6 separate regions of the Homo sapiens genome follow, and all the other regions are linked to region 1. A link is a loop called in an ENCODE intact Hi-C map of the cell type or tissue named here. Cell type or tissue: chondrocyte. All regions are shown on one strand.

Region 1 (5,000 bases):
ATGTGCCTGTAATCCCAGCTACTCAGGAGACTGAGGCAGGAGAATCACTTGAACCCTGGAAGTGGAGGTTACGGTAAGCCAAGATCGTGCCACTGCACTCCAGCCTGGGTGGCAGAGCAAAACTCTGTTTAAAAAAAAAAAAAAAAGTCACCCCATTGGCCTCCTCCCATCACCAACCCCGTTCCCCCATTCTGTGTGTCTCCACTAGCACATCTGACTGTGGGGATTAGCAAAGGCGTGGAATCGCTCTGGAAAAGCTAGGTCCTTATTTCTAACTGCTGGAATGTCTCACGATAGGTCTTCAGTAAGCAGGTTGGTTTCCATAAGGACTTAGGCAACAGTCTGTGACTTTTTTATTTTTGAGACAGTGTCTTGCTCTGTTGCCCAGGCTGGAGTGCATCAGGGCGACCATAGCTCACTGCTGCCTTGACCTCCCAGGCTCAAGTGATCTTCCTGTCTCAGCCTTGAGTAGCTGGGACTACAGGCATGTACCACTGTGCCCAGCTAATTTTTGTGGGGGTTTTTGGTGGAGACGGGGTTTCTCCGTGGAGATGGGGTTTCTCCACATTGCCCAGGCTGATCTCAAACTCCTGGGCTCAAGCAATCTGCCCACCTCGGCTTCTCAAAGTGCAGGGATTACAGGGACCTCAGCCAACTTTTTCATATATATAAATGCTGCTTTCAGTTTTTAAAATTAGCTTTTTAAATTTTAGAATAGCTTTTAGATGTACCGAACAGTTGCAAAGATACTACAGTTCCCATATGCCCCACGCCTAGCTCTGCTCACACTAACATCTCACGTTAGTCTAGCACCTTTGTTGCAATCATGAGCCAGCACTGATACACCTTTATCTATGTCGCAACAGGACATTCAGTCATCGTGTCTCCTGAGGCTCCTTTTGGCTGTCACAGTTTCTCAGACTTTCCTTGTCTTTGATGACCTTGACTGTCCTAAGGGCTGATCAGGTGCTGTTTCAGTCCGTTCTCACTCCGCTACAAAGAACAGTCTGAGACTGGGTAATTTATAAAGAAAAGAGGTTTAACTGGCTCACGGTTCTGCAGGCTGTCCAGGAGGCATGGCTGGGGAGGCCTCAGGAAACTTAGAATCGTGGTGGAAGACGAATGGAAAGCAGGCACGTCCTACATGGCAGCAGGAGAGAGAGAGAGAGTGAACAGCCAGATCTCGTGAGAACTCACTCACTATTACGAGAACAGCAAGGGGCAAGTCACTCCCATGATCCAGTCCCCTCCCATCAGGCCCCTCCTCCAACATGGAAGATCATAATTCAACATGAGTTTTGGGTGGGGACACAGAGCCAAACCCTGGCCCCTCCCAAATCTCATGTCCTTCTCACATTTTTGTTTGTTTGTGGTTTTTGTTTTTGTTTTGTTTTGTTTTGTTTTTTGAGATGGAGTCTCACTCTGTCTCCCAGGCTAGAGTGCAGTGGCAAGATCTTGGCTCACTGCAACCTCTGCTTCCCAGGTTCAAGAGATTCTCGTGCCTCAGCCTCCTGAGTAGCTAGAATTACAGGCACCTGCCACCAGAGGGAAGGAGGGAGGAAGGAGGGAGGGAGGGGGAAGGAGAGAGAGGGGAGGGAAGGAGAAAAGAAGGAGGGAGGTAGGAAAGAAGGAAGGAGAAGGGGGAAGGAAGGAGGGAGGGGAAGGAGGGAGCAAGTAGGTAGGGAGGAGGGAAGGAAGGAGGTAGGGAGGAAAAGAAAGAGAAGAGGGAAGGAAGGAGGGAGGGGGAAGGAGGGAGGGGGAAAGGGCGGAGGGGGGAAGGAGGGAGGGGGAAAGGGTGGAGGGGGAAAGGAGGGAGGGAGGGGGATGGAAGGAGGGGGAAGGAGGGAGGGACGGGGGAAGGAGGGAAGGAGGGGGAAGGAAGGAGAGAGGAAGAGGGAAAGAGGGAGGCAGGGGAAGGAAGGAGGGGGGAAGGAAGGAGAAAGGAGGGAAGGAGGAGGGGAAGGAGGAGGGAGGGGGAAGGAAGGAGGGAGGGGGGAGAGGGAAGGAAGGAGGGAGGGGGAAAGCAGGAGGGAAGGGGAAGGAGGGAGGGAGGGGGGAAGGAGTGAGAAAGAAGGAAGACCACTGAGCCTCCTCTCTGTGCTTCCCAAATGCCCCCACTGACCCACACAGGGGTCTCTGCCCTGCCCTTGGACCTCAAAGGCTCCGTTGCTCACCTTGGAGGGCACCATGGTACCTGACCTTCCCCATCCCCCATAATGGGCAAAAGCCATGATGCCACCTCCTGGATCCCAGGCCCTGGAACCTGGGCCTACAGTCCTGTGCTTGTCCAGAGGTGGACCCCGGGTCAAATCTCCAAGGATTCCTGCTCACCACCCTTTGCTCAGGGAGCAAAGTCGGCCTGGCCTCCTCCACCCATGCCCTGCATTAGAGCCTCTTCACACCAAAAGAAAGGAGGAAGTGGCTGCTTCCTCCTAAAGCATTTTCTGGGTGACCAAGGCCCTGGTCACAACAGCCCTGGAAAGTGGGGAGTTTGTCCTCACTTTGGAGGTGGGGAGATGGGGAAACTGAGGCTCAGAGAGGGCAGGACCCGCCCCCCTCCCTCCTTGGCGCTCTGTCCTCACCTTCCCTGACCCTGCTCCTGCTGCAGGCCAAGCCCACCTGGCACCCAGTAGGGCTGTGTGCCCAGCTTCCCGAACAGCTGACTGCTGAGGCATCTTGGTGAAACTGGGATGAAGCCGGCTCCTGACTGGACCGCTTGCTGCAGTGAGCAGGGGTATGGCTGGGTGGCGGAGCGCCCAGGTGATTCTGACTCACAGTAATCAACCCCACTGCCGGAAGCCACTGTGGCACCCACAGGCCTGGAGGAGCAAGAAGGGACTGGAGGACCCGCGCTGTCCCAGCGTCGCCAGCAGGGGGCAGGGCTGCTTCACGCCGCAGCAGGCGCCGGGGCATCTGTCCTTGGGGACACTCGGGTTCCTAATCAGCTCCATAACCGAGGTGGTGGGATGGGACCTGGTCCTGCCTTGGCCTCCCTTTGGGCAAACTCCTTCCTCGCAGGGCCTCTGCGAAGTGTGGGGACACAGCTCTGCAGGGGCTGCGGGCTCCCTCCGGGCATCTTTACAGAGGGGGCTCGCTGCAGAAAGGCAGGTAGAAAATGCCAGACTCAATGGCCTGCCCGCCCCGATGCTGTCTGAGTCCCTGCCAGGGGGCGGCTGTGCCCATCTGAGAATCCAGGGGACTGGGCTGAAGGCTCTATGTGGCCCTTCCCGATGTCTCCACGCCCCAGCCCCTTCCTCCTGAGGCCCCTGAGACTTCCCTGGCCTCCTCTGGTCACCCAGGTGCAGCTGTCCTTGGGCACAGCGATGACCCCTCCTCCGCCCTGAGTGTGCACTGCCTGCACAAAGTGCAGGGGCTGCCCCGTTCTCTCAGGATGTGCTCTCAGGATGCGCCCCATTCCCCACGTGCGCCCTTCCTCCCATCATGCTGTCTGCTGGCTGATGGCAGGGACGGAAGCACAGGGAGCTCAGCGGTGCCCATCCAGGAGCCATGTGTCCCTGCCCCCACCGCAGGTGCCTGAGCCCCTGCCCCCTCCCTTGCCTCTCAGTTCACAAACCTCCAGCCCACACTGGCTTGCTGTCGTTGCCTGAGAGTGACGGTGAAGAACTTATCAAGCCCAGCATCTCTGGTCCAGAGGGACTGCCCTGGGCAGGAGTCACCGTGGCAACCAAATGCCGAAGGGAGGCCCAAAGCTGGGTTGTCCTGCGATGCCGCGCCAGCCAGCAGCCTGGAGTTTCTGCCTGGCTGGTGGGAGCACGGGGTGGTGTTCGTGTCCCTGGAGGGGCACCAAACTCCCCCCACGCTCACCCCAGGAAGTCCCATAGTAACACCCTGCCCCATTATTAAAACAAGCACCAAGGCCCTGGGAACTTACGGGAAGCTTCCCCTTCCTGGGCTTCTCCCAGAGCCCCGAGGGGTCCGTGTCCTGCAACCACAGACCTCAGCTTTCCCCTTTTGTCCCTGCGCTCTGGCCTGAGAACTCCGAGGGCTCACTCTCACCCCAAGGACGGGTGTCCGTGGAGGCTGTGCCCAGAGTCCAGGGGGCCACCAGGGCACAGAGCCAGCTTCCAACCGCTGGTGTCTCACACAGCAGCACTCAGCCATGTGCGCAGATGTGCAGCAGGATGGGAGGCCTCTCAGCAGGGAGGCCACATCCCAGCTCCCGAAGCCCCAGGGCCGACCCCTTTTCCAGACCACGGAAGGGGCCCACGTGCTTCATGTGTGCAAGATTATATGCAGAGAACATGGGTGGGCCAGACTCAGCAAGCCAGGTCGGCAGAGGGCTGTGCCGACACAGAGGAAGCGGGTGGCCACTTCAAGGACTCCGCCCTCCCTCGGGGTCCATTCACACTTGGACCCCTCTGGAGAAGCCCAGGTTGGTCTCAGTGGGCAGAGCCGAGGCCCTGGCAGGGGAGGGTGTGAAGCCCAGGGAGGATCCTTTGGATGTGCAGCTGGGACCCAGGGGGGCTCCTAAGATGGCAAAGTGAGTCGAGACTCCTGTGGCACCCACCATTCAGCCATGGTTGGGGGCCCAGGGAGTGGCCCAGAGTTTCAGAGCACAGCCGCACAGCCGCCGTTCCCAGGAAGAGGGAGAATGTTGGTGTGGGGTCCTGACTCCACCAAGGGAGGCTGGCTCAGCCCCGCACCCAAGACCCCCACTGTTCTGTCGATCCTTCCAGGGCTGAGTGCAAGTGTGTATGTTCATGAGTGTGTGTGTGCACGGGAGCATGTATGGGTGTGTGTGCATGGGAGTGTGTATGGGTGTGTGTGCATGGGAATATGGATGTATGTGCATATGAAAGCGTGTATGGGTGTGTGCACGGGAGCGTGTATGGGTGTGTGCAACTGAGCCTGTATGGGTGTGTGTGCATGGGAGCATGCATGGGTGTGTGCAAGGGCAGCGATGGGTGTGTGCACGGGAGCAGTTCTGCATGGGTGTGCATGCCAAAGCATCTGTGTGAGCACGTGGTGTGTGCATGCGT
Region 2 (5,000 bases), 970 kb before region 1:
TGTGGGTAAGGGGTAGAGACCCCACCTCTCAATGGGAAGAGGGTCAGTGTGGGTAAGGGGTAGAGACCCCACCTCTCAATGGGAAGAGGGTCAGTGTGGGTAAGGGGTAGAGACCCCACCTCTCAATGGGAAGAGGGTCAGTGTGGGTAAGGGGTGGAGACCCCACCTCTCAATGGGAAGAGGGTCAGTGTGGGTAAGGGGTGGAGACCCCACCTCTCGATGGGAAGAGGGTCAGTGTGGGTAGGGGGTACAGACCCCACGTCTTGATGGGAAGAGGGGCAGTGGGGGTGGGGGGTAGAGACCCCACGTCTTGATGGGAAGAGGGGCAAGGACTTGGGGCCATGTTATCGTTTTTAGAGGTGAGGTCTCGCTGTGTTGCCCAGGCTGAATTTGTTTTTGTTTGTTTTTGAGATGCAGTCTCACTCTGTCGCCCAGGCTGGAGTGCAGTGGTGCGATCTCGACTCACTGCAACATCTGCCTCCCAGGTTCAAGCAATTCTCTTGCCTTAGCCTCCTGTGTAGCTGGGATTACAGGTGTGTGCCCCCACGCCCAGCTAGCTTTTTGTATTTTTAGTAGAGATGGGGTTTCACCATGTTGCCCAGGCTGGTCTCGAACTCCTGACCTTAGGTGATCTGCCTGCCTTGGCCTCCCAAAGTGCTGGGATTACAGGCATGAGCCACCGCCCCTGGCTTCGCACACCTTTTTCCTTTGTGTCTGGGGGGCGAGAGGGATCAGCTGTGGACACTAGGATGGGTGTTGGGATTCAAAGACCCCCAAGTAACCTGGAGCTCCCCTAAAAGCCACCACAAGCTTCACAGCTGGGTCCTTGCTAGACAGAGCCCTGCAAGGGATGGAAGCACTGTTTTAAAAAATTGGGGTAAAGTCCACATAACATAAAATTAACTGTTTTTACAGACCACTTTATTGAGGTAGAACCGATGTCTGAGAACCGCACGTATTTAAAGTGGATGATTGGATGAATCATTTTCAGGTGCACAGCTTGGGGGTGTTTAGACATTCATGGTGTTGCGTAACCACGACCTCCAGCTAGTTTCAGGACGTTTTCAGGCCTCCAGGCCGAAGCCCCGTCCCTATGAGGCAGTGGCTCCCCACTCCTGGCCCCCACAGCCCCGGGAAGCTCTGTTCCCTCTGTCTCCGTGGATTTGTTCACTCCTCACATGTCGTGGAAAAGGAATCACACCACGTGTGTCCTCTTGTAACCGGCCTCTTCCACTTAGCGTAATGTTTTCATGGCCCAGAATTTCCTTTCTTTTCTGGCTGAGTAATATCCCACTGTATGGATGGACCACACGCTGTGACCACATTGCTCTGTGGATGGACATTTGCAGGGGCATTGTGAACAATGCTGCCAGGAACATGTGTGTGCAGGTTTTTGCTGGAATGCCTGTTTTCAGTTCTTTGGGGAAAGCACTTTTCATTTTTTAATGAGAAACCACTGGTCAGCGTAGGGGATGGCTATGAAGGGGGACGTCTCTGCCTTGTTTAAAAGAGAAAGAGGAACAGAATCCTCACCACAACCCCCGGCGCACTTTTTTGAGGAAAGACTAGAACCTTTTGCAAAATCTCCAAAGGAATCAGTTTTGTGTGGATGGACGTGCCGGAAGGAACCAATGATTCCCGTCCATCTTCCAACCCATGGGGCAGGGCCTCAGCTGGGTGTGGACAGAGGCTGCCCATGGCTCCTGTTGGCCCCTGGGTGACCGCAGGCCCCTCTATGGGGAGTCGTGGGGATAAAGCATCCGTGAGCTTAGAGGCCCTGCAAGGGCCTCTTCAAGGACCCTTCTTCTGGAAGCAGAAGGCCCTCCGTGGGGAGGGGTCACTGTCATCCCCGAATCCGGCTGGACCCTGTGGGCTGGAGGTGGCCACGCCGGGTGGCCCTGTGGCCTGTCCCCTAAGAGAGGCAGTGAAGCCTGCTGTGCAACGCAGGGGCCTCTCGGATCAGGCAGGCAGTCCCGGTGCAGCGTGGGAGCCGGGCCGCAGACCTCCCGACCTGCGTGGGGTTGGAGGCTGCCGGGCAGCTCTAGCGGGGGTTCTGGGGAACCAGCCACCTCTCCAGCGACTGCACCACCAGGTCTGCGCCAGTGGCTTCATGTATTTAGGTCCCTGTGCTGTGGAGTGAATTATGTCCCCGGGTTCAGACCTTGGCTCCCAGACCCTGTGTGGCTATTTGGAGACAGGGCCTTTGGAGGTGATGCAGCTCAGTGAGGTTGTAAGGGTGGGCCCCGATCTGACAGCGTTAATGACCTTCTCGGAAGAGGAGGGGAGGCCAGAGCTCTCCCCCTGCGCATCCCGGGAAAGGCTGCGTGAGGACGCAGTGGGGCAGCCGTGAGTCTGCAATCGTGGGTCTCACCAGACCTGGAACCAGCTGGCCCCTTCATCTAGGACCTCCCGGCCTCCAGAACGGTCAGAACTGAATGTTTAAGGCCCTGGTCTGTGGCGTTTTGTTGTGGCAGTCTGCGCTGACTGAGAAAGAATCTTCCAGAAAGAACCTCGGGCAGCTGAGTCAGTCAAATTACCTCAGTTTCCCCACAGCCGAGAAGGACCCCACCCCACCATTCAGAGCTGCTTTTAGCATCTGACACTTTGTGCCCCGCGGATATTCCTGCATTACTTCGGATCTGAACACCAGGTGTATTACGTGTTTTCATCTTGGTGCCTGGGTTTTCCGGCGTCCACCTGGCTCCTTCCTGCAGAAATGCCGGCTCCGCCCGCTGGGTGCCAGGGTCCCTCCACCGAACGCGCTGGGCGCAGGGCCGCGAGCGTCCAGCAGGGGGCGAGCGCGCGCTTCCCGGAGCGGCGGGGAGCCGGTGGGTCAGGCTGAGACGCGCGGAGAATCAGCCGCAAACCCCTCGCCCGGCCCGGGAGGCTGCGCTGGGCTCGCGAAGGCCTGGAAGCTTCCCCGTTCTTTCTTTTTTTAATTTTATTATTATTATACTTCAAGTTCTAGGGTACATGTGTACAACGTGCAGGTTTGTTACATATGTATACATGTGCCATGCTGGTGTGCTGCACCCATTAACTCGTCATTTAGCATTAGGTATATCTCCTAATGTTATCCCTCCCCTCTCCCCCCACCCCACAACAGGCCCCGGAGTGTGATGTTCCCCTCCCTGTGTCCATGTGTTCTCATTGTTCAATTCCCACCAATGAGTGAGAACATCTGCGCTGACCTATGGCTTCTTTTTGGAAAAAAGTGCATTCAGAGGCCAGGCACGGTGCCTCACGCCTGTAATCCCAGCACTTTGGGAGGCCGAGGTGAGTGCATCACTTGAGGTCAGGAGTTCGAGACCATGCTGGCCAACATGATGAAAACCCGTCTCTACTAAAAATACAAAAATTAGTCGGGCGTGGTGGCGGGCACCTGTAATCCCAGCTACTCGAGAGGATGAGGCAGGAGACTCGCCTGAACCCAGGAGGCAGAGGTTGCAGTGAGCTGAGATTGTGCCATTGCACTCCAGCCTGGGGGACAGAGCAAGACTCCATCTCAAAAAAAAAAAAAAAAAAGTTCTGTCAGGCCAGACGCGGTGGCTCACACCTGTAATCCCAGCGCTTTGGGAGGCCAAGGAGGGAGGGTCACTTGTGTCCAGGAGTTTGAGACCAGCCTGGGCAACATAGTGAGATCCACATCTCAATAAATAAATAAATTAAATAAATAAATAAATAAATAAATAAATAAATAGGCAAGCCGGGTGTGATGGCGAAGACCTGCAGTCCCAGCTACTTGGGAGGCTGAGGTGGGAAGATCACCCGAGCTTGGGAAGTGGAGGCTGCAGTGAGCTGTGAGTGTGCCACTGCACCCCAGCCTGGGTGACAGAATGAGACCCTGTCAAAAAAAAAAAGTGCTTTCACAGTTTTCTTATTTTTATCGATCCACCCTGTGTGGGAGGGGTATTGCCACTGGAAATGGGGCTGGTCTGCCCTGGGATGTGGTGTTCTGGTATAAAGACCAGGTCCTATTTTGAAGACTTAGTAGAAAAACAAATGCAAAAAAATCTCATTAATAATTCTTTATATTTGAGTATATTGGGTTTAACAAAAATACATTACCAGGATGAATTTCCGCTGCTTTTTTTTTTTTTTTGCCTCCTTAAATGTGGCTGAGCTGTGTTTCCGCTGGACAGCCCCAGGCCCCGGAACGCAGATTCGCAGAGGTGGTGTTTCACCGCCTGGTGGAGCTGAGAGGGTTTCCTGGATCGTGCCGGGAGGGCTCAGCACTCGTTGGCGTTTCCCGTTGGTGCTCCCAGGGCTCAGCTGGCTTGGGGTCCCACAGTATTTCCCTGATTCCCTGACTCCCACCTGACCTCCCACATGGGTGTCTTGGGGAAGGAAGGAACGCACCAACCCCTGGTGACCAGAGGCCGACTCTGGAACTGCTCCTTGAAATCGGTGCACCGGGCAGCCCCTCCTCCAGGTTTCAGTTTGGTTTTCAGGTGGGGGTCACCAGGGCCGTCTGTCCATGGAGGCCACAGGCGGCTGCAGGCAGGGCCTGCCGCAGCTGCAGCCCGGGCTGTGGTGCACCCAGTGAGCTTGGCTCTGGACTTACAAGCTTCCTGAGGTTCGCCCTGCCCTGGGTAGGCTTTCAGTCTAGGAGAAGACCCAGGTGAGGAACAGAGAGACATTAATACTGATAATAAGAATAATTTTAGCTAAAATCTGTTGCCCACCTAAGATGTGCCAGACCTGGGCTCAGCCTTCACCACATCATCCCTTTCAGTCCTCGGTCACCTCAGAAGCTAGATTTCGAGACCCTTGGGACCTGCTGCTCTCCAGGGGAGGGAAGGGAGACCCTGGGCTCTGAAGGGCCTGCCTCTTCCTGGATCCACAGGGTTTTCCAGAGCTGCTGCAGCGAGGAGGGCAATGCCTGGGGCTTTGTGGGTGCCACTCGGGGAGCCTGGGTTTCTTAGGGAACAGCTGGAGTTGGGGTCTCACTGGGGGCTGTGAGTCAGCTCGGGCGGCCACACCAAAATAACCCCAGGCTG
Region 3 (5,000 bases), 650 kb after region 1:
CACTCCCTTGCTCAGAAACCTTCCGTGGCTCCCTCTGCCCATGAAGCAGGCATGGGCTCCTCACTCTGGCACTCCCGGCCTTCTGCAGGATACTTGCCCCTGATGTCGCAGCTGTGTTCAGCACAGTTCCAGGCAGGTTTGATCCCTCCCAGGCTCCTGCACGTGCCCTGCACTTCCCCGGCTCCGGGTGTTGGCTCAGGTGCACCCTCCTCCTCGTCACCTGGCCACGTCCTGCTCATCCTGCCTTCACTGTGGACAGAACGTTTTCCAGGGAGGATCGCCCCCCACTGGGTTCTGTCCTCAGGGAACTGGCTTCCTCGTGGGTGGCACTCTTCCTCCTGGACACACTTGTTCGTGCCATCTCCTTCCCAGCCAGGCATGTGTCAGCCATAGTCACCTGTGTCCCCAGGCCAGGCACAGCACCTGGCATGTGGTAGGTCCCCTCCAGCTGCATCTGGGTGGAGGGATGACGACCCCCCCCACATCTCCCTCGTCGGGAGCACAGGACACCTCTGCCAGCCCCCCTCAGGGCTGCAGTCCTGCCCTCTGACACCTGGCCCCTGCCCTCTGGGCAGCCCCCCTGGGCTTTGGGCCCCCTTTTCCTTTCCCAGGTACCTCATTTAAGGAGCTCCCTCTGGGTGGGGGAGGGGCTGTAATCTGTCTCTGTCTATAGCTGCTGTTGGGCTGGGACGGGAGTGGGGCCAGTGCTTGGCCGCCGGTGCTAAGAGGTTCTCTGAGCAGGGCTTGTGCTCGGGGAGAAATTTACTCCAAATCCTGTGGGCACTCGTGTGTGGGCACGGGAGGTGGTCCCAGAGACCTTCAGATTCCCGCTCGGCTGCACTGGGCAGCGAGCACCCTGAGGAATGCTCCAGGAAAGCCTCCTGCCATGACGGGCTGACAGAACTTTCTCGGTGTCAGCTCTGCAGCCCCCAAGCCGCCCCTCTCCAACACCTGCTCTGGCCTGTCTGCTGTGAGCCACGGTGTGTGAGCCAGCGTGGATGCGTCCTCGGGGGCTCTGAGACAGTGACAGCAGGTGCAGTGGGCCGTGCACCCGGGCCCTGAGTGTGGTCTTGCGTTTCATACTCTCAGCACTCGGTGTCTGGCTGGCGAGTGGCTCTGAGCCCCTCGACGGGATGGTTTCCCAGGAGTGTAGCTCACGGTGCTGCACAAAGTACTCGGTGACTTGCGGGTGTGCGTCTGCCTTTCTGAGAGCCACCGAACCTCATCATGAAACTTCAGGGCTGGGGGGATTTTAGAAGTCTTTTGATCCATTCCCAATTTATATAGGAAGTCATTCATGCAGCCACTATGGGAGTCGTCGCTGTACCTGGGCTTGATTTCCCCTAGGGACTGAGGGCTCACTCCTTGTACGGCAGCGTCTTTGAGAATCAGCCCCCGTGCCGCTGTGGGCCTGAGGTTTGTCTCCAAGGGAATTGCGGTTTTAGGTCCAAGCTCCATGAGCTGACTGCAGTCCTGCCTCTGTATCAAAGTACAGACATTTCCCTCACCTGCTCATTCATTCGGGCAACTTCCATCTGTTCCTATTTCATGCCAGGCATTGGGCCAGGTGCACGCAGGGGCCGCGGTGGTCACAGTTGTAATGTTTCTGCCTTTGGGAGGGGGGTGGTCCTGAGCTCCAGACTTGCTACTGGGGTCCTTGTCTCTGGGAATTTATTCCTTATTTTAAAGGCAAGTGGACAACGACAAGAAAACGGAACACCCCTTTCAGACAGCGTGCTGCAGCCTCCCCAGGAAGTTCCCTCCTGCGGGGTGGGTGGGGAGCCAATGGTGAGGTCTTCTAGGAACGAGGAAGGGCGGGAGGGATGGGAACCTGCTGAAGACCTGGCTCTGGCTCTGGCTCTGGCCCTGGCTGGTCACTTGCATTTTGGGGAATTCCACCCGCTGCTCTCGGGGGGCAGGGCCAGGACCGCCCACGTGGCCGGCTCCCTTGGGTTCCGCTGTGGGCCAGGTCTGGACACTGCGTTTTCTGGACTGAAGTGGGCACTGCTCTCTGGTGGCCAGCACGAGGATTGCAGCACGGCAGGCAGGCGCCGGAGTGGGGGTGGCCAGACCCGTGGAGAGAGGGACTTCCTGACCCCTCATTCTGTCCAGGCTCCAAGGGGAGGCTGTGGCTTAGAGAGGCTGGGGAGGGGGAAGCTTCCCAAGAACAGGGACATAGGTCAGCCCAAGTCTAGGTGGCTCTTATGTGGCCTGATGTGGCTCCCACACACAGGGCTGCTTCCCTCTATTAGGATGTTTAAGAGGGACCACGTGATGGGGTAGAAAGAAGTGGCACCAGCCAGGAGTTTGGGGCTCTTGGCATCATCACTGACGAGGTGTGGCTCTCGGTCAGTGTGTTCCCTTTCCTGCCTCAGTTTCCTCATCTGTCATGCAGAGGTGATGTTTTTCAGCCCTCCTGTCTCGAGGGCGGCCTCCCCGGCAGGATGGAGGAAGAAGGTCCAGAAACGCCCGGTGCCTGGATGCTGGGTGGGGGGTGGGGGGGGGGGTCCCTTGGGGGCTGAGCTCCTGCATGTATGTGCGTGCATGCACACACACGCTCACACACACACACCCTGCACAGCACAGCTTGCTCACACACACAACCACACAGTCAGACACACCCCACCCGGCACAACCTGCTCACATACACACACACAATAACACACACCCAATCACACGCACCCCACTCAGCATAACCTGCTCACACAATCACACACACAATCACACACACCCTACCCAGTACAGCCCACTCAGACACACATGTTCTCACACAATCACTCATACACATACACACCACAGCACAGCCCGCTCACACACACACACACATGCACCCCACCCAGCACAGCTCACTCACACATACACACAATCACACACACATACCCCACCCAGCACAGCTCGCTCACATACCACACACCCCACCCAGTACAGCCCGCTTATACACACAGTCACACACACCCCAACCAGCACAACCAGCTCACACACACAGTCACACACACCCCACCCAGTACAGCCCGCTTACACACACACAGTCACACACACCCCACCCAGCACAACCCGCTCACACACACCCCACACAGTACAGCCCGCTCACACACACATGCTGTCTCACACACACACACCACAGCACAGTCCGCTCACACATGCTCACACACACACACCCCACCCAGCACAGCTCATTCACACACAGTCACACACCCCCCACCCAGCACAGCCCGCTCACATGCACACACACCCCACCCAGTACAGCCTGCTTACACACACAGTCACACACACCCCACCCAGCACAGCCCGCTCACCTCTGCCTCTTGTTTTCAAGGACTTGGCGATGTACATCAATGAAGTTAAACGGGACAAGGAGACCTTGAGGAAAATCAGCGAATTTCAGAGTTCTATAGAAAATTTGGTGAGTGAGACTGACTCTTCAGGCTAGGGAAGGTCGATGAGGACGTACCTATAAAGTCACGTTCACAGCCCCAGTATTGAGTGAGCTCCATGGGCAGCCACACCATGGCTGCCTGTTGAGAGGCTGGTGCCCGGCAACTTCTGAGTTTGATCTCAGACCCCCAGCATCCACGCTTCCTTGCCCACGACAGCCAACCCAAGTGCCCTGTGCACTGAAGACTGCCTGTGCTCGGGGGGAGGGGGACGGGGAGGGGAGGGGACAGGGGAGGGACTGTATTCATTGCCCAGCCCCCCTTCTCCCCCAAGCCTAGACAGAAGACCCCTTCAAGTCCAAGAGGAGAACTGTGTCTCCCAGGGGCAGGAGACGCCCCCTGGTTCGTGGACCCCTGGCCCACCCTCACCTTGACTCTCCCCTCCAGGGGCAATGGACAGGGTTTGGGCCCAGGCTCGGTGGGGCCGGCAGTCGCCTCTGCTCCTCGGACCCCATCAGGCAGGGCTGCCACCTCCTGGGGCTCCCCAGAGTCTGGCCCTGCAGAGGCCAGGCTTGGGCTACCGAGTCAGTCACCTCGTCCTGCCTGGGGAGAGGGGATGCGCCACCCCAGGAAGCAAACTCCCTGGTCTGTGCTGACCGGAGCCGACTTCCCGAGGATCTGCTGGTTCTAACCTGGGCTTCTCCACCTCAGCACTGCTGACGTCTGGGGCTGGATCATTCTTGGTTGTGGGACCTGCCCCTGTGCGTTACAGGATGTGGAGCAGTGTACCTGCCTGCCACCCACCAGACACCAGTAGCACCCCCACCCCCTCAAGTAATGCCAACCAGATATGCCTCTGGACATTACCAGAGGGTCCTTTGGGTGGCAAAATTACCCCTGGTGGTGAATCACAAACATTTTCACCCTGGTGATTTCACTGACATGAAGCTGGCAGGGGAAGGTCCCCGATGGCCAGGCCACACCCACCCGGTGCCAGCAGCACAAAGAGAATGCCCTCCGCGAACGTGGGGCACGGAAAAGCACCTGCGATACGTCGGCGATGAAAGAAAAAAAAAATAAGCTTCTGAAGGGCATTATGATACTGCCCCCTTCATCTTTCATTTTAGAAAGAAATTAAAATGTGTGGGTGCAGAGGAGGCCAAGGACGGCCGCACCCTGCACCATCAGCACCTGGCGGGTCCGTGCTGCCGTGAGCTCCTGCGCGAGGCGGTCACAAATGCGTACAGTGAGCAGGACGTGAGGAGAAAAGTTCGTTTTGTTTTGTTTTTTAAGTTTTTACATAGAAGTAATACTTGTTCATTAAACAGCAAGAACAGGCTGGGCGCGGTGGTCATGCCTGTAATCCCAGCACTCTGGGAGGCTGAGGTGGAAGGATCACTTGAGGTCAGGAGTTCGAGACCAACCTGGCAAATGTGGTAAAACCCTGTCTCTACTAAAAATACAAAAATTAGCCAGGCGTGCTGGCGGGTGCCTATAATCGCAGCTACTTGGGAGGCTGAGGCAGGAGAATCTCTTGAACCCGGGAGGCAGAGGTTGCAGTGAGCCACGATTGCGCCACTGCACTCCAGCCTGGGTGACGTAGTGAGACTATCTCAAAAACGACAA
Region 4 (5,000 bases), 900 kb before region 1:
GAGCCCCGGCCCAGAGCCTGCAGGGCGGCCTGAGAGCATTCTCCTCGGGCAGGTGGGAGCTGAAGCCGGGTGTGACAGGTTGGCCTGAGGGTGAGGCCAGAGGAGGAGGTGCCAGGGAGGCCCCAGGGCCACCAGGGGCATCATCCAAGCCCAGACCTGAGTGTGCTTCTTGAAGGGAGTGGCCAGTGGTGACCCCAGGGCTGCAGAGGCGTGGGACGAGACTGGTCCCTGGCCCAGGAGGAGCTGCTGGGGGTGGAGGCGCTCCGGGCCTGGGCGCCAGATTGGAGTGGGCCGTGGAGCTGGTGGGAGGGGAGAAACGGGGACAGCGGGTACCGCCAATTCTCCTGAGTTTTTTCATCTTTCTCTTTTATTTAACACAATCAGTGAAAGGCGTGTTCTAGAATACCAGCCTTAGTCCTCAGACATGTTAATATGAGGCCAACTTGTAATGGGGGAGCAAACATGGCCCCTGGCCTGAATGCAGGCAGCAAAGTCCATTTCCAGGCAGCGTCGACCTCAGGGAAGCTTCCAAGCCCAGTTGCTGGCTGTGTGGTTGGCGCCGAAAGCTGGGGTGCGCTGTGTTCTCAGGGGTGTCGGCACTGCTGCAGGCACACCTGGGACCTGCTCTTGAAGCCACCCCACAAGGAGCAAGGCAGCCCACGGATGCCCAAAGTGCAGCTCGGAACAGAGCCAGCAGGCTCGACTCCATGCATGCTGTTTGATCTGCAAAAAGTGGAGAAGGAGCAGGCGCGGAGCGGGTAGAGAGGGAGGGAGATTTTTTTCTCTTTTATGGCAGAAACCTGAAAGTGTTGGCTGGCAGGGGAGGGGGAGCGAAGGTGCGAGTTCCTGGAGAAGACAGCGCACCAGCTTCGTGCACAGACCATGACAGGCCCTCCTGCTGGTGGGCGCCCACACTGTCGCCCACAGCCCTCCTGCAGGCGCCTTGGAGCGGGTCCCTGGCAGTGGGCAGGGCTGGCCCGCCCCTGCAGAGTGAAGGATAGCCCGGGTTTGGGAACCATGTGTGAGGGTTGGAGATGTCTCTGGGGCCTGTGATCTGCTCCGGGTTGGGTTGGGCTGGGCTGTAGTTGAGGGGCTTTGGGGGACACTGGTCCTCACAGGCTCAAACTAATGTCCACCATGCAGGGTGGTGGCCCTCCCTCTGGAGCTGCTCAGACATTCACATGTGTGTGCACATAGCCAGGCACATACAGGCATACGCACACATGTGCAGAAATGCACATACGTATGCATATCCATGCATGCATATATATAGACACAGACCCGGGCACACAGGCACACACATGCACAAATGCATCACATGCAGAGAGACTCAGGGGCATGCGCACACACACATACCCAGAGCTGCACATGCAGGCACACACACACATATGCCCACAAGTACACTTGTTTGTGTGAAGCACAGACATCCACACGCAGGCATATGTATGCATGCACACACACCTACATGTGCAGACCCTCTAGCCTGAGAAGCCCAGGTCTTCCAGGCAGATGGTTGTGTGAGTTTCTCTCTCCCAGGACCAGGCAGACGCAGCATAGAAGCCCTGATCCGTCTGTTCCTAACCCAGCAAGTGACACACAATAGCCTCTCTGTGTGGCCCTGAGTGGAGATGAGATTCAAAAAGAAAAAAGCAGCTTTCAACTTCCTCTACGTGAAAGGTCATCGCCCCCTCCCCACGTGGGGGTGTCAGGCGATGAGGGAGCCTGGGAGCCCAAGCAGGCTCTCGACAGACAGCTGTCTCTCGCATGTGATGGTGCCGCCGTCTTTCTCACCAGCAGCACGACGCTGCAGGCTCTAGGGGCTGTGGGTAGAGACAGACGGCCTGTGCCCTTTACATCCTTCCAGCCAAGCCCGCTGCTGTACTCCAGATGCGGGCCTTGTTTGCCCTCCCCGCGTATCTCTGAGGTCCCCACGAATTGCTGTGTGGCATGAATGTGAGATCCCTGCCATGGTATCCAAAAGGCAAGCCTCTACTTACAGGAGGGATGAAGGCCCTGAGGGGTGGTGGGTGTCCCATCCCCCTGAGAGTTGGGGGTGCAGAGGGCCCCTCTGCACCTGACCTGCCACCTGGTGGTCACTGTGGTGAGAAAGGGGTCCTGGGACTTCAGGCCTGGGGTTTTGGGGTGAAGATGTCTTGTCTAGAGGCACCAGCTGCCCACAGCCCTGCAGCCACCCTGGCCGAGAGCAGATGATCCAGCGAGTCCTCAGGGGAACATTATCCTCTTTGCAAAATAACTGTGGAATTAGAGCTTGATGTGGGCTTAGCGGGTGCCCTGCAGTGTCTCAGTTCATTCCTACCCAGCAAAGTGGCTGACGTGAGAGCGGGGTCTGCACCGACAGCAGGACCTCCCTGTTCACCTGCTCCCGAGACCACCAGGGAGCCATGCTGTGGCTGTGGCTGAGGCTGAGGGTGGGGCAAGAACCCAAATGCACACAAACCTGCATCATCCGTCCAGCACTGGATCCCAGGGTCTCTCTAGACATTTTAAAAGATCTTTAAAAACAGGGAAGAAAGAAACCAACCCCATTGGGGCGGTGGCGGCTCCCTTAAACTTTCAGCGACTGCCATGAGAACAGAGATTTCGGTGGCTCCAAAGAACACAGGCTTATATTCCTTTGCTTTTCTTGAGGTTCTTATGCCGGAAAGATGCAGGTGTTGCCTGCCCTCTTGCCCTGTGAGGCTGTTCCTCAGCCGCCAGCCCAGGACTGGGCGTCCGGCCGTTCTGTCCACGCTGCAGCCCTGCTGTCCGCTAGATGGCGCTGCGTCATGCCCGTGGCGGGCCTGTCTGGAACCCAGGAAGGCCTGGCGGAGTTCCAGGAGGGTCTCTGGAGACCCAGGCGTCAGCACAGTGGCGGGGACGAGTCCCCTCCCTGGAGGGTGTGAGATCCCCTCATTGCCGGGCTCTGGGCACCCAGAGCACAGATTTTGTTCGCTCACTGCTGGAGAAGCATAGCCTGCCTGGGAAATGCCCCCTCCCCTCTGTGGAGCCGGGAGGTATGCATGCAGGCATGTGTGTGTGTACACGTGTGTGCACACGCCTGTGCCTGTGTGTGCCTTGTGCATTCTGTGCAAGGATGTGTGTGCATGCGCATGCATGCATGCACACACCTGCACACACTCCTGTGGCCGTGTGCTCTTGTGCATATGTGGGGGTTCTGTGTGTGTGTCTGGGGACAGGGAGGTATAGGAGGCAGCTCCCTTTAGCCCATTGGAGGCTAGCCCTGTGTATGTGCTGGACTCCAAGATGACAAAGACCTGCCCAGGTCTCAGCCTCAGCCTGTAACTGCTCTGAGCCTCCATTTACTCATCTGTAAAATTGAGATGCCCCAGTTACCTCCCAGGTGTGATGAGGCCCCATGGAGACCATGGGGCGAGAGGGCCCTCCCCACAGGCATGACGCAAAGTGACATCGATACACACCTGTGTTGTGGTCACGCACCTCCAGCAGCGGCCACAGGAAGGACACTGAGGTCTGCCCTGGGCTGAGGCCCATGGCATCCTGTTCATCATGGGGGTGCCACGGAATCCCCCATCCCACAGGGGAGGAGACGCAAGCTGAGAGGCGAAGCCACAAGCCTGACTCTGAGCCCAGGCTGTCGTCCCGGGCCGCGGTGCCCACACTGCCACTCAGCCCTGGCTGGAGATGCAGTGCTGAGGTGGGCAGGTGGCTCCACCAGCCCCATGAGGCTCAGTGGGACCTGGTGGAGGGTGGCACTGGCCTTGGAGAAGACTTGAGCCCAGCCTCTCTGTGCTGGCAGCTGGGAATGCTGAGAGGCAGGAGGAAGCTGGGGGGCACTTCCTGAGCCCCCACTGCATGGGGACAAAACCCAGGGATCCCTCCCCAGGCAGAGACCCCACCGGGCTCGATCACCAGACTTCTGGCTGTCAGCTGGCACAGAGGCCCAGCAGGGACAACCCCGGAGGAGGGGAATGTGTCATTGGGAGCCTGGGCAGCCATCAACTAGTCCTGGCCTAAACGTGGAGCACCTGGTGCCCGGCCCTTTGGCAGGGCCTTCCTTGGGGACAGAGGTGACTGCTGGTGCCTGGACCCAGGAAGCTCCCCCATCTCCCCAGGCCACCAGAGGCCCCGAGTCACTCCCGGGTGAAAACACAAATCCAGGCTGGGGCAGCTGACAGGTGGTTCCCAGGGAGGAACTGAGGGGTTGAGGGGCAGGAGAGGTGGGAGCTGGACACAGTGACTTCTGGGGCATCAGGCCTCGGCCATCTCCGAAGGAGGGCTCCCGGGAGGTGCACGTGGACAAGATTTCTGGACGAGATCAGGCTGCTTACCCGTCTGCCAAGGCCCTGCAGCTTGGGTGTCTTTGCGAACCTGTCAGTAATTGGGGTTGTGTCCAACAGCCTGTGCCAGGCTCCTTGGCGGGGCAGTCCTTGCAGCAGTCCTTGAAGGTCACCTCGAGAGCCAAGGCTGGGCAAAGCGATGGATCCATCAGGTGCAGGGGGAATGGTGTCTGGGGCCCACAAAGGTCACGATGTGGCCCCGCAGGTGCCAATGAGGGAGCCAGGGTCCAGCCACCTGTGCTTGCCAGCTGGGTGCCCTGGTACCAGGGGACGAGCTCCTTCTTGGTTTGCACAAAGGCTGGTGGGCCCCGTCCAGGAGCTGCTGCCCAACAGTGTGCTCTCGGATCCCTAGGACACGGGGGCCCCAGCTGCATGCTGTGCTCAGCCCCATCGGACACTGGGAGCCCCCTTCTATGGAACCAGAGCTCCCGAGGGGATGCTAGAAAAGTGTGGAGCTCTTTTCCTGGGCGCTGAGCCCCCTGTCCATGGTAGGAAAGAGGACAGTATTAGTGATGGGGATGCAGGGACACCTGTGGCTTCAGAGCATCAGCTTGGAGTGTCTGATTTAGTCATGAGACAGCCTCACCTGGGGAGAACTTTCTTCCCATTTTACAGAGGGGTAAATAGAGGCTGCTGTGGCGCCCTGCCCAGGAGCCCTGGCTGCTTCGAGGCTGAGGAAAG
Region 5 (5,000 bases), 270 kb after region 1:
AGACCAGAAAAGCCCCTCCTGGTGGCACCACCCGTCCCTGAAGCCTGGCCTCTCTTTCTGCTTAGAACCCACACTCAAGGTTGCCGCAAAGTTCTCGTAAGTAGGGGCTGCCGCGGTGTGTGTGGAGTTATCCCAAAGTCATTCCGCACTCCCTGTGTGGCGTAGGGCCGGCAAGTGGCCTCTCTGTGCCCTGGGTTTCTCACCTGTCCGTCCGGGCAACAGCAGTGGCCACCTCTTGCCAGCCGTGCTGTCCTTAGAATGACTTGTTAAAATCGCCTGCCTCCCCTCCTGGGGTACCGAGGACCTCAGCCCCAGAGAACTGCACGGGGGTCTGTGAGTGGCTAAACTAAGACACACGAGCTGGGCTCACTGGCCTGTACCACATCCTCCTGTCTCTGCAGCACAGGCCGGGCTTCTGATGGTGGAGAGGACTTGTCCTCTTGCCTGTCCCCAGCCCACACCCACTAACACCCATGGAAACAACCGAACGCGAGCGAACTACAGCAAGAGCCCTCTTGCGGGCTGCCTCTGGGGTCTAGAGGCAGAGCCGGATCATGTGCAGCCTGAGAAGTTTCCAGAACAGCTGTGAGCCAGCTCCTGGAGGGTCGATGGCCTATGTCTGAGTCCCTCCTGGTCCCATAGGCCTGAGGCTCCGTCCCTCCTTCTTTCAGGCCCTCAGGACGCTCGCAGGGAGCCAGTCCAGGGAGATTTATGTCCCTGAGGAAGGGGAGCCCCAGCACTTGGTCCATGCAGGGCTTCCGGCCCATCGGAGCCTCGGGGTCCAGGGCAGAACCGGAATGCTCAGGAGGCCAGCACTGGGTCAGGCAAGAAGCGTCTCCGGCCAAACGCCAACCCTGGGAACGTTCCATCCCCTCCTCCCTCCCGTACGTCCGGGGTCAGCAGTCACTTTATTAATAGAGGCCCCTGAGCCCTGAGAAGAGGTCTTCTCCCCCTAGACAGTCATCACCCTCTCTGCAGAAGCAGGGAACGGCAGCCCCTTGAGCAGGCTTGACTGGGAGGCCATGGGGGCATCCCTGCAGAGTCGGAGAAATCCAGGGAGTCCTGGGCCTGCCAGGCAGGGCGGTTACCACTCTGCCCAGAGGTCACCACAGGCACTGTGAAGGGAAATGTTTTTTCTCCTTCCTAAGACACCATCTACTTCAAGGCCAATATCCATTTCATAATAGTGCTGGGGGCGGGGGGGTGGGGCGGCAAAAAGAAACCACAGTAACTGTGTACTTCGGGCAAAGTGCCTGGTCCTCAGGAACCCAGGACGTGACGGGGAAGGCATCTGCATGCAGGGAAACATCCCATTGTAAACCCTCGGGGCCTTCGATACACAGCACTGAAAGGGCCTTATCTGGACCCTCCTGCTCCCCCTGCACATCACTGACAGAGTCTTCCAGTCCCAGGAAACCTTGGAACACACAAAAAGGCACGCTGCGTCCTTCCCTCACCCTTGCAGGGCCTCCCTGAGCTGCTCCACACTCTGGACCCAATGGGAAACAGAAAACCCACAGGAATGCCAACGACTCTCCTCCGTAGAAACGCCAGTGGTGCCCGTCACGTGCTGATTGGTAAGATTAGAGCTCTTTTTAGTTTTTATTGTACTCTTTCTCCCTGTCGTTTAGTTTGTTGTTTGTTTTTAGAAATGGGGTCTCACTCTGTCGCCCAGGCTGGAGTGCAGTGGCATAACCACAGCTCACTGCAGCCTCGACCTCCCAAGTTCAAGCAATCCTCCCACCTCAGCCTCCTGAGTAGCTGGGGCCACAGGTGCGTGCCACCACGCCTGGGTAAATTTTAAAAATTTTTTACAGATGGGGTCTTGCTATGTTGCCCTGGCTGGTCTTGAACTCCTGGGCTCAAGTGATCCTCTAGTCTCAGCCTCCGGAGTAGCTGAAACTACAGGCATGAGCCACCGCGCCCGGCTCAGTGTTGCTTTAAATGTCTCTATAGTGAGCAGGTATTCTATGTATCACACAGAAAACATGACCTTCTGAAAAAAACAATGCCAGAGAGAGTCCAGACTGCAACTGGAACTGTTGCGTGCTGGGCACATACCAAGAACCCCACAAATCTAGGCATCTCCCAGCATCTCCTGGGGCCCCGCTGCCAGCTGCACCTGAGGGTGTCACCTCGGATGTCCAGCGGACACTCCAGCCTCAGTTTCTCCATGGGGTAAACAGGACAGTCAGGGCTGGCTGCCACCGAGCCCTCACCATAAGCTCAACCCCAGGGCGGGCACTCTGCAGATCAGTCCCTTCAAGGGGAAAGACACTGAGGCACAGAACAGTTAGGGGCCTTGCCCAAGCCCAGAGAAGCCAGGCGGAGAGGGCTGTGGTGAGAGCCGGGAGCCCCAGCCAGGATGCGGGTTGGTGGCTCCAGCTCCACCCTGAGCGGTGCGGCCCCGCCCCCTGGTGGACACTGCTGGAACTGCCCAGCCCTGCACCCTAAAAGACACAGGTACCCTGTGTTCCATGCCTGTTGGGTGTCCCACCCCAAGAGGGGCGACTGACTGGGGCAGACACCCAAGCTCCCGAGCCCAGCAGCCTGACACTGGAATACTGTTCCCAAAGTGACCAAAGCAGCCAGGCTGTGTGGCTCAAGCCTGTAATCCCAGCACTTTGGGAGGCTGAGGCAGATGGATTGCCTGAGGTCTGGAGTTCTAGACCACCCTGGGTAACATGGTGAAACCCTATCTCTACTAACATACAAAAAGTAGCCAGGAGCGGTGGTGGGCGCCTGTAATCCCAGCTACTCGGGAGACTGAGGCAGGAGAATTGTTTGAACTCAGGAGGCAGAGGTCGCAATCAGTCGAGATGGCGCCACTGCACTCCAGCCTGAGCAACAGAGACGCTGTCTCAAAAAAAAAAAAAAAGTGATGGAAGCGGAGGCAGGGGTAGGAGGAACACCCCACCCTGGGGCCAGCCCACCACCCAGGCCAAGGCCAGCAGGACGGGGGCTGGCAGGCAGGGACACCCACCAGCCAGGGGCAGTTCCAAAGGACCAGCCCATTCGAAAAGCTGCTGGTCAGCGTGGTGGCCATTAGGAGTGGCCTTGAAGCTCACCCGCTGGGCCCCAGTGGTTACTCGAAGACTTGTGACGGCCCCAGGAGGGTCCTGGGTCACCGAGGCCTTCCGTTCTGAAAGGGAATGAGTCCTTGGGGCCTCTCGCTATTCCTGGGAATGTCGCCCTGGCTCTGACACTTCCCCTGGCTCCCAGCGGAGAGCCTCCCGGGAACCTAGGAAGGCCTCTGGGACCAGCCAGCAGGTGGGTGGAGGTGCGTGCGTGAGAGGTGGGCAGGGCAGGGGTCAGGCCACCCCATTCCTGCCTCACCCCACCCCAGGCAGCCCACAGATGCTGCCAGTAAGATGTGTCTCCAGGAGACATTCCCTGTAAAGACTGAACTCTGATCCCGCCACATCACTAACTCCGCAGGATGGTGCTGGCGGCCGGGAGGAGCGCTTCTCACTGCACTCACTCCACCCTCGCTTCGTCCTTCCTTCCTTGTGGGTGCCCAGAGCTTGGAGTTTCGAAAGAGCGGGCAGCCTCGGCCCACCACATGGCCAGGTTTCTGGGGAGGGAGAATGGCCACCTGTGGGGGCCCAAACTGTCCTCAGCCTTCTATCCTGCTGAGTACTGACTCACCAACACTTCCCCAGATCTGGAGCAGAAATGTCATCAGCATTCTGGAAAATACAGTCTCCCTAAAGCCATGTGAGCCTGCAAATAAGAGTACAGGGCCGAGCGTGGTGGCTCATGCCTGTAATCCCAGTACTTTGGGAGGTAGAAGCAGGAGGATTGCTTGAACCTGGGAGGCAGAGGTTGCAGCGAGCCGAGATCACACCACTGCACTCCAGCCTGGGTGAGAGCGAGACTCTGTCTCAAAAAAAAAAAGAGTACAGTAGTCCCTGCTTATCTGAGTTTCTGCTTTCTGCAATTTCAGGTACCCACGGTCAATAGTGGCCGGAAACTAGGTGAGCATGGAACACTAGGATATTGTGAAAGAGAGATCACACACACTAACTTTATTACAGCAGTATATTGTGGCAATCGTTCTGTTTATCATTAGTAATTACTGTTAATCTCTTACTGTGCCTAGCTTTATCATAGGTATGTATGTATAGGAAAAAAAAACAGTACTGTATTTCTACAGTTCGGTACAATCCACAGTTTCAGGCCTCCACAGGGGGTCTTGGAAGGTATCCCTGCATCCGGATGAGCGGGGAGTACTTTTCTGTAATCAGAGCCCAAGCAGCTTTCTGCTCTGAATAATCTGGATCACTGCCTGAAGTCATCCATTTAGTGCATATTTGTTGAGTGCTTTCCGGGGCCATACCCATGTGGACATGGATAAGGCTGAATTTGCAGAGCCGGTCTCCAAGCTCTTTGCCTGCAAATCAAGTGGCTGCCACTGGGAGGTGCCCAGAGTGAACTCTGACTGGTCTGGGTTAGGCCAAAGAGCTAAAGCCACTCAGCCTTCCTCCTGCTCTGTCTTCAGCCCTCCTCTTCCCTGCTGTTTTCTTCCCTTCCCAGGCCCCTCTTTTCTCCTACCTGCACTGTTTTCCTTTACAGAACATAGAACACAGCCAGGAGCGGTGCCTCACGCCTATAATCCCAGCACTCTGGGAGGCCAAGGTGGGCGGATCACTCGAGGTCAGGAGTTCGAGACCAACCTGGCCAACATGGTGAAATCCTGTCTCTAGAAAAAACACAAAAAAGTAGCTGGGCATGGTGGCACATGCCTGTAATCCCAGCTACTCTGGAGGCTGAGGCATGAGAATTGCTTGAACCTGGGAGGCAGAGGTTGCAGCGAGCCGAGATCGCACCACTGCACTCCACCCTCAGCAACAGAGCGAGACACCGTCTCAAAAAAAAAAAAAAAAAAAAAAAAAAACACAGAACGCAACCTCACCAGCCTAGAGATCCCATTAGCCAAGACAGTTGAGTAAATGACACATCCCCCAGGCCTCATTTTCATAAGCCCTCCTGCCAACTAA
Region 6 (5,000 bases), 120 kb after region 1:
CCAGCCAGGCCCCTGCCACGTCCAGGGGCCAGACACTGAGCTGAGCATTCTTGTTCCAGAGGAATCGTCTGGGAGAGCCTAGCTCTGTGTGTGTGGATGTGTGTGTGCACATGTGTGAGTGCAAAGCTTTAACAGGGAAAGGCAGCCCCAGCCCACTCCACACTGCACTCGGTCACAGACAGCGCAGCATTCCCTCCTGCCTCACACTCAGCAGTACCACGAGCTGGGGGTGCTAATCCCAAATCCACCACCTTGTATCCTGGGGGCTCAGCCTCTCCCAGCCAGTTTTCTCATCTGCAAAATGGGCATGAGCGCCCACCCCTGGAGGCTGAGCCCTGGAGCTCATTCAAGGCCTCGAGCCCACCACTCCATCATGACAGAGGCAGGGAGTAAGCGTTAGGTCTGACAAACCTGGAACCCACCGCCTGCCCCGGTCACGGGGCAGCACACCTGCCTGTGAGTAGCAGAGGTACTCAGACTCTCACCCTCACATCCAGGAGGGGCTAGGTCCATGCTGGCTCCCCTTGATGCCCCATCTCACTAAACATCCCTGCAGCTACATTGGCTTCTGAGCACCTCCTGGGGTGGCCAAGCTGCACCCCAGGCTGCAGGGAGGGTGGGCAGGAGGGGCTACGGATGGCGGGGGCTTCATTCATAATCAGCTGTTTCGATTTCCATTCAGCACAAATCCTTCACCCGGCCTGACAGCCTGGCTGCCGTCCCACCACCAAATTAATATCCTTCCCGGAGCTAATTTATAAAGTCTCCCCCTTCTCACTAGCTTCCAAACCCTTGGGAGGGCAATGGGTGGGGGCCCCAGCCATGCCCTCTCCCCCTTCTCGGTAGGTCTGGGCCTGGAGTTGGCGGGCAGTCTGGGATAGGAAGCTACCGGGCGGGATGGCAGGAGGAGGAGGGAAACTGACCCTACGCGCCTCTGCGCTGTCCTGCTCACAAATGGAGAGCCAGCCTGGGAGAACACCCGGGGGTGCCAGAGTGAGGGGCCCCATTTCTGGAATGGGGCCTTCCCAGGTCTGACGTTCTGTTCATACAGCCCCGGGGGACCCTGCCCACCCGGGCGTGGGCTGCTTTGGGGATAACAGGGTCCCAGTCTGTTTCCTGGGCGGACACACACCCAAGGGCCAGCGGCCTGCTAGAAGCCGCAGCCCGACGGGCGGGCGGCGCAGAGGCCGCTCGGGGCCCAGCGCGCCGTCCCGGTCCCCAGGCCAGGGAGGCCGGAGCCGCGGAGCGCAGAAGTTGCTCCTCCCGCTCCGGCCGGGTTCCTGTGCGGCGCGGCTGCAGCTGGGCGCCGGGGCGCAGGCGGCCGCCGGTGAGCGGGAGACCCCTCCTCGTCCCGGGCGAACCTGCCACCCGCCCCCCGGCCCCGCCGCCCGCCCGCTGCCCAGCCCCGCCCCGGCCCCGCGAAAAGTTGCCCCGGGTCGACCCTCCCCGGGCCCGGCGCCCGAACTCACGCGAAGGTCGGCGAGGGGTCCGAGCGGGGCCCGGGCCGGCGACCCCCCGCGCGCGCCGCCAACGCGCCCCCGGCCCCCTCCCGCCCGCCGGCCCCCGGCCCCCGGCCCCGTCCCCGCCCGGCCCGGCGAGCACTCACCGAGCGGCAGGAAATGTTTGGTGTCCATGTCTGCGACTAACTCATGCCCGGCCGGCGGCGCAGGCAGCGGGCGGCGGGCGCGGCGGCCCCCGGCGCGGCCGGCCCGGGCCCGGGCGGCGGGGAGCCGGCGGCTGCGGTGGCGGCGGCGGCGCGCGGAGGCCGCGGCGCGGCGAGTTGTTGCAAAAGTCGCCCAACAATGTAAACTACTTGTGTCTGCGCGCCGCCGCCGCGCGCGCCCGGCCCGCGCCCCCGCCGCCGCGCGCCCGCGCCCCGCTCCGACCGCGGCGCTGCGGCGCCGGCGGGGGGGTGGCGGGGGGCCCGCGACGGGCGCTGACTCGGCGCAGCGCCGCCGCCACCGCTCGGCCCGCGCCCCGCCCGCCCAGCCCCGCCCGGAGCGCGCCCCCCTCCGCCGCCGCCGCCCCGCGATCGCCGCCCGCCCGGCCGCCGAGTTGAGAGCGCCGTGCAAACTTGCGAGTTCGCCTCCGCCAGGGGTTCCCGGGAGCCGCGAGGAGGCGGCGTGGGAGGGGGCGGGGCGCAGAGGGAGCGGGGCGGGGGCGGGGGCGGGAGCAGAACTCCCTCCCCGGGCCCGCCACACACTCGCGCACACACACACTTGCGCGCAAGGGCCCGGAGGAGGCGGAGAGCCGGGCCGGGAGCCCAGCGGCCGGGCCATTGTCTGCGCGGCCACACAAAGCGGCCGGGCGGTGGCCGCGAGGGGACCCCGGCCCGGGCCAGGCAAGCGCAGAGCCGGGCGGGATGGCCGCGGCACCCATACCTCGCACCCCGCCGCGGCGGACACGTGGGGAAACTGAGGCCCGGGAGTGGCGATGTGCCCCAACGGCAGAGGACAAGCTCCTCGTCCGGGGAAGGTTTCGTCTTCCGGACGCTACCCCCGGTCCACCCCACACTTTCACGCCCTACCCCCACGGAGAGACCCACGAGCCCACCGGGAACGAGGAGGGGTGCGCGCTTCGCCTCCTCATCGACCCGCACTCCTGGGACCCCTCTTCAAAGGCACCAGGCTGGGCAGGCGCTGCCCGGAGTTGGACACAGACTTTGTGGCCGGTGGCTATTTTTATACCCTGGGTAGTTCTCTGCCTGACTTTTAAATTCACGATTTGTTTGAAAACGAAAGGAAGCACTCCTGCCCCGGGACAGCTCGGGCCGCCTCCGCCGCGCGCCGCCCGCCGCCCGCCGTCTCGGGCGGCTGGAATTCGGATTTGGGTGTGAGCTACCTGCGCGCCGCCAAGCCCAGCCTTCCTGAGCAGGCGCCGAGGCGCCCCGCCGCGCCCTCCCTCCGCACCCCCACCGCGAGCTTGCTGACCACCTAGACCTAAGGGCCCGGGCTGCGAGGCACAGGGACTGACCATTCACGCAGGCTGCGCGTGGTGGCCCGGGTCAGGGGACGCTAATGGGGAGGGAGGTGAGGAGGTGATGACCGCGTGTGGACAGCCATGACACGGCCCAAAGATAACAGCCCGAGACCAGAGAGGTGTCCTGCTGCCTGGGTGCCCCTCAAGTCGGGCCACCCGGAGCTGGGTTCCACGAGGGCTCCGGTGGCCTGTTCCGGTGGGAGGTCTTGGTTCCACTTGGGACAGAAGTGCCCTGGTTGGGCAGCCCACCCCCAGCACAGCCAGAGCCCAAGGCAGCCCTCTCCCCCTCCCCCTCTTCACTGACCCCTGGGCCCCTACCAAAGGCCACCCCGTCCCCCTATTCACACACCCTGTCCAACAGGCAGCCTGCCCCACTCCCTCCGGGATGAGGGCCACTGTTGACACCTGGTCCTCACCCACTGTGGTTACAGCCACAACAGACCCACTTCCCCACTGCACATGGCATGCCGGCCCAACCCACTGCCCTTCTAAAACTGAGTTCCTCCTGCCAGGGAGGGGGGCGGCAAACAAAGGATAGGACTGAGAAAGAGCCCCCGTAAGCACCAACATACACTGCAAAAGTGCCATGTGCCCGCCGCGTTCCAGGCCTGTCTCTGTGACTGCTTGGGCCCCTCCTGACTGTACTCAGGTTGGGGGGTTGGGGGGGAGTCCCAGATAGACAAGGCCTGGGCCAGATTGCAGGTCCACCTCCTACCAACCGTGTGGCCTAGCTGGGTCACTTCCCTCCTTGTATCTCAGTTTTCTCATCTGTAAAGTGGGAACAACCACTCCCTCCTCACTGAGTCACTGAGATGACTAAGTGAGATAATATGGAGAGTCTGCGCTCGGGAGGACGAGCTCGGTGTGACAGTTATTGTGATGATGATGATGATGAAATGACGCTGAATTAGGCAGGCCGTTCGCCTATGCTCAGTGCAGGGAGAGCAAGGCTCTATCCAGCCAAAGGGCTCAGGCAGCTTTTGGGATCACTGGTTCTTGAGTCAGGTTTTGGAGCAGGGAGGTTCCATCAGGCAGTGGCCGCCCAGGCAGCAGGGCCGGCTGAGCAGCGGCCTGCAGAGAGAAGGAGCAGCAGGCCGCGGACGGCAGGTCAGGACACGCCAGGCAATGGTGGGAAGGCTGGGCTGAAGTGTCTGAGGTCACCTCCCAATAGTGGGCGGTGTGGCATGCTGGACTCTCCACCCCACCCCCATCTCACTCCTTGTCCCTGAAAACTCAAGACTCAGGAGCTGTTGGTGCCTGGAGTCGGGGAGGCACATGCAGACAGATTTCCATGTGGGTTCCTCCTGGGAAGGCTGAAGGTTCCAGAAGGGCCCTCTGTTCCTAAGAAACACCGGAAGGCGTCATCCCCTGCTCTAGAGACCACGTGGAGAGCGCACGGAGTCCGGAGTCCTGCAGATCTGGGCTCACATCCAGCCTCTGTGCCCACAGACGGTGAATGGCTCTCAGCCCCGCCCTTCTCTTCCATGGGGCAGGGGCCTGGGTGCTCGGCCGCCGAAAACACACCAGGTCCTTGATGGAAAATGACGATGCCGCTTGTTATTTCTGTGGCCACTACTTTTTATCCTCCCCCTCAGTTTGGAGCTTTTTGGTGCAAATGATTCTACACGAAACCTCCCGGGATAGTGGCTGCCCCATATGAAATGGCCAGGTCTGAGCCAGCCATGGAAAAAAACACCCCAGCCTTCCCACCATGTGCTGCTACAGCCAAAACTATTTTTATAGTAGTATCCATTTATTCACAACCTGCGATCTAAGAAGGTTTTGTTTTTTTGTTTTTTTGTTTGGGTCTTTTTTTTTTTAATTTCCCTGAGGGACGCTTTTTAAGGTACTTTGGCCTATTTCATATGCCTGTCTCGGCTCAGTCTTGTAAACAGTCCCGGGAATTGCTTGTTGAATAATATTTTTAAAGGCTGGTCTCTGTGCTGGCTGAGCATGAGGAAGCTGGCGTCTGGGTGGACTGCTCCCAGAAGTTCCCAGGACACCAACGGGGCTCTAAGCTG

The links. Hi-C counts contacts between places; a loop is a spot of excess contacts. Peaks named below come from ENCODE experiments on the same cell type or tissue, not always from the same donor. Only the 100,000 strongest peaks of a DNase experiment are listed, where the experiment ranks them.
Region 2: it touches region 1 in a loop (5-fold over the local background); 8 of 110 quality-filtered maps call a loop at or near these places.
Region 3: it touches region 1 in a loop (6-fold over the local background); 2 of 110 quality-filtered maps call a loop at or near these places.
Region 4: it touches region 1 in a loop (5-fold over the local background); 5 of 110 quality-filtered maps call a loop at or near these places.
Region 5: it touches region 1 in a loop (11-fold over the local background); 107 of 110 quality-filtered maps call a loop at or near these places.
Region 6: a loop joins it to region 1, with 4 times the contacts of the local background. A loop is called at or near these places in 70 of 110 quality-filtered maps.

Annotation. Positions count from the first base shown.
Region 1 is chr9:134,441,373-134,446,372 of GRCh38, reverse strand. It overlaps LOC105376311 (a long non-coding RNA gene), which reads right to left and starts at 1,170. Exons shown (of 5, transcript XR_007061841.1): 1 at 814-1,170. RefSeq lists an enhancer at 2,457-3,035. In chondrocyte, CTCF peaks have their summits at 2,645 and 2,873 (motif pointing right); no DNase peak of the experiment used is centred here.
Region 2 is chr9:135,410,526-135,415,525 of GRCh38, reverse strand. No RefSeq gene overlaps it. Among named protein-coding and RNA genes, the nearest start is that of PPP1R26-AS1, 59 kb to the left of the region's middle. In chondrocyte, CTCF peaks have their summits at 2,529 and 2,758 (motif pointing right); DNase peaks (open chromatin) are centred at 1,915, 2,765 and 4,455.
Region 3 is chr9:133,790,186-133,795,185 of GRCh38, reverse strand. VAV2 (vav guanine nucleotide exchange factor 2) reads left to right here. Exons shown (of 30, transcript NM_001134398.2): 13 at 3,317-3,403. Among named protein-coding and RNA genes, the nearest start is that of SARDH, 54 kb to the right of the region's middle. RefSeq lists an enhancer at 2,118-2,167. In chondrocyte, a CTCF peak has its summit at 2,018 (motif pointing left); no DNase peak of the experiment used is centred here.
Region 4 is chr9:135,341,912-135,346,911 of GRCh38, reverse strand. LINC02907 (long intergenic non-protein coding RNA 2907) reads right to left here and starts at 3,663. Exons shown (of 3, transcript NR_171012.1): 1 at 3,441-3,663; 2 at 2,459-2,890; 3 at 350-1,618. RefSeq lists an enhancer at 3,910-4,622. In chondrocyte, CTCF peaks have their summits at 2,547 and 2,778 (motif pointing right); DNase peaks (open chromatin) are centred at 61, 2,937 and 3,571.
Region 5 is chr9:134,168,338-134,173,337 of GRCh38, reverse strand. LOC124902297 (a long non-coding RNA gene) reads left to right here and starts at 1,313. Exons shown (of 2, transcript XR_007061834.1): 1 at 1,313-1,577; 2 at 4,576-5,000. In chondrocyte, a CTCF peak has its summit at 4,392; DNase peaks (open chromatin) are centred at 47, 287, 2,147, 3,117 and 2 weaker places.
Region 6 is chr9:134,323,266-134,328,265 of GRCh38, reverse strand. It overlaps RXRA (retinoid X receptor alpha), which reads right to left and starts at 1,811. Exons shown (of 10, transcript NM_002957.6): 1 at 1,607-1,811. The coding sequence starts at 1,634. RefSeq lists an enhancer at 1-525 and silencers at 1,136-1,275, 2,014-2,063, 2,134-2,313. In chondrocyte, CTCF peaks have their summits at 1,041 and 2,127 (motif pointing right); no DNase peak of the experiment used is centred here.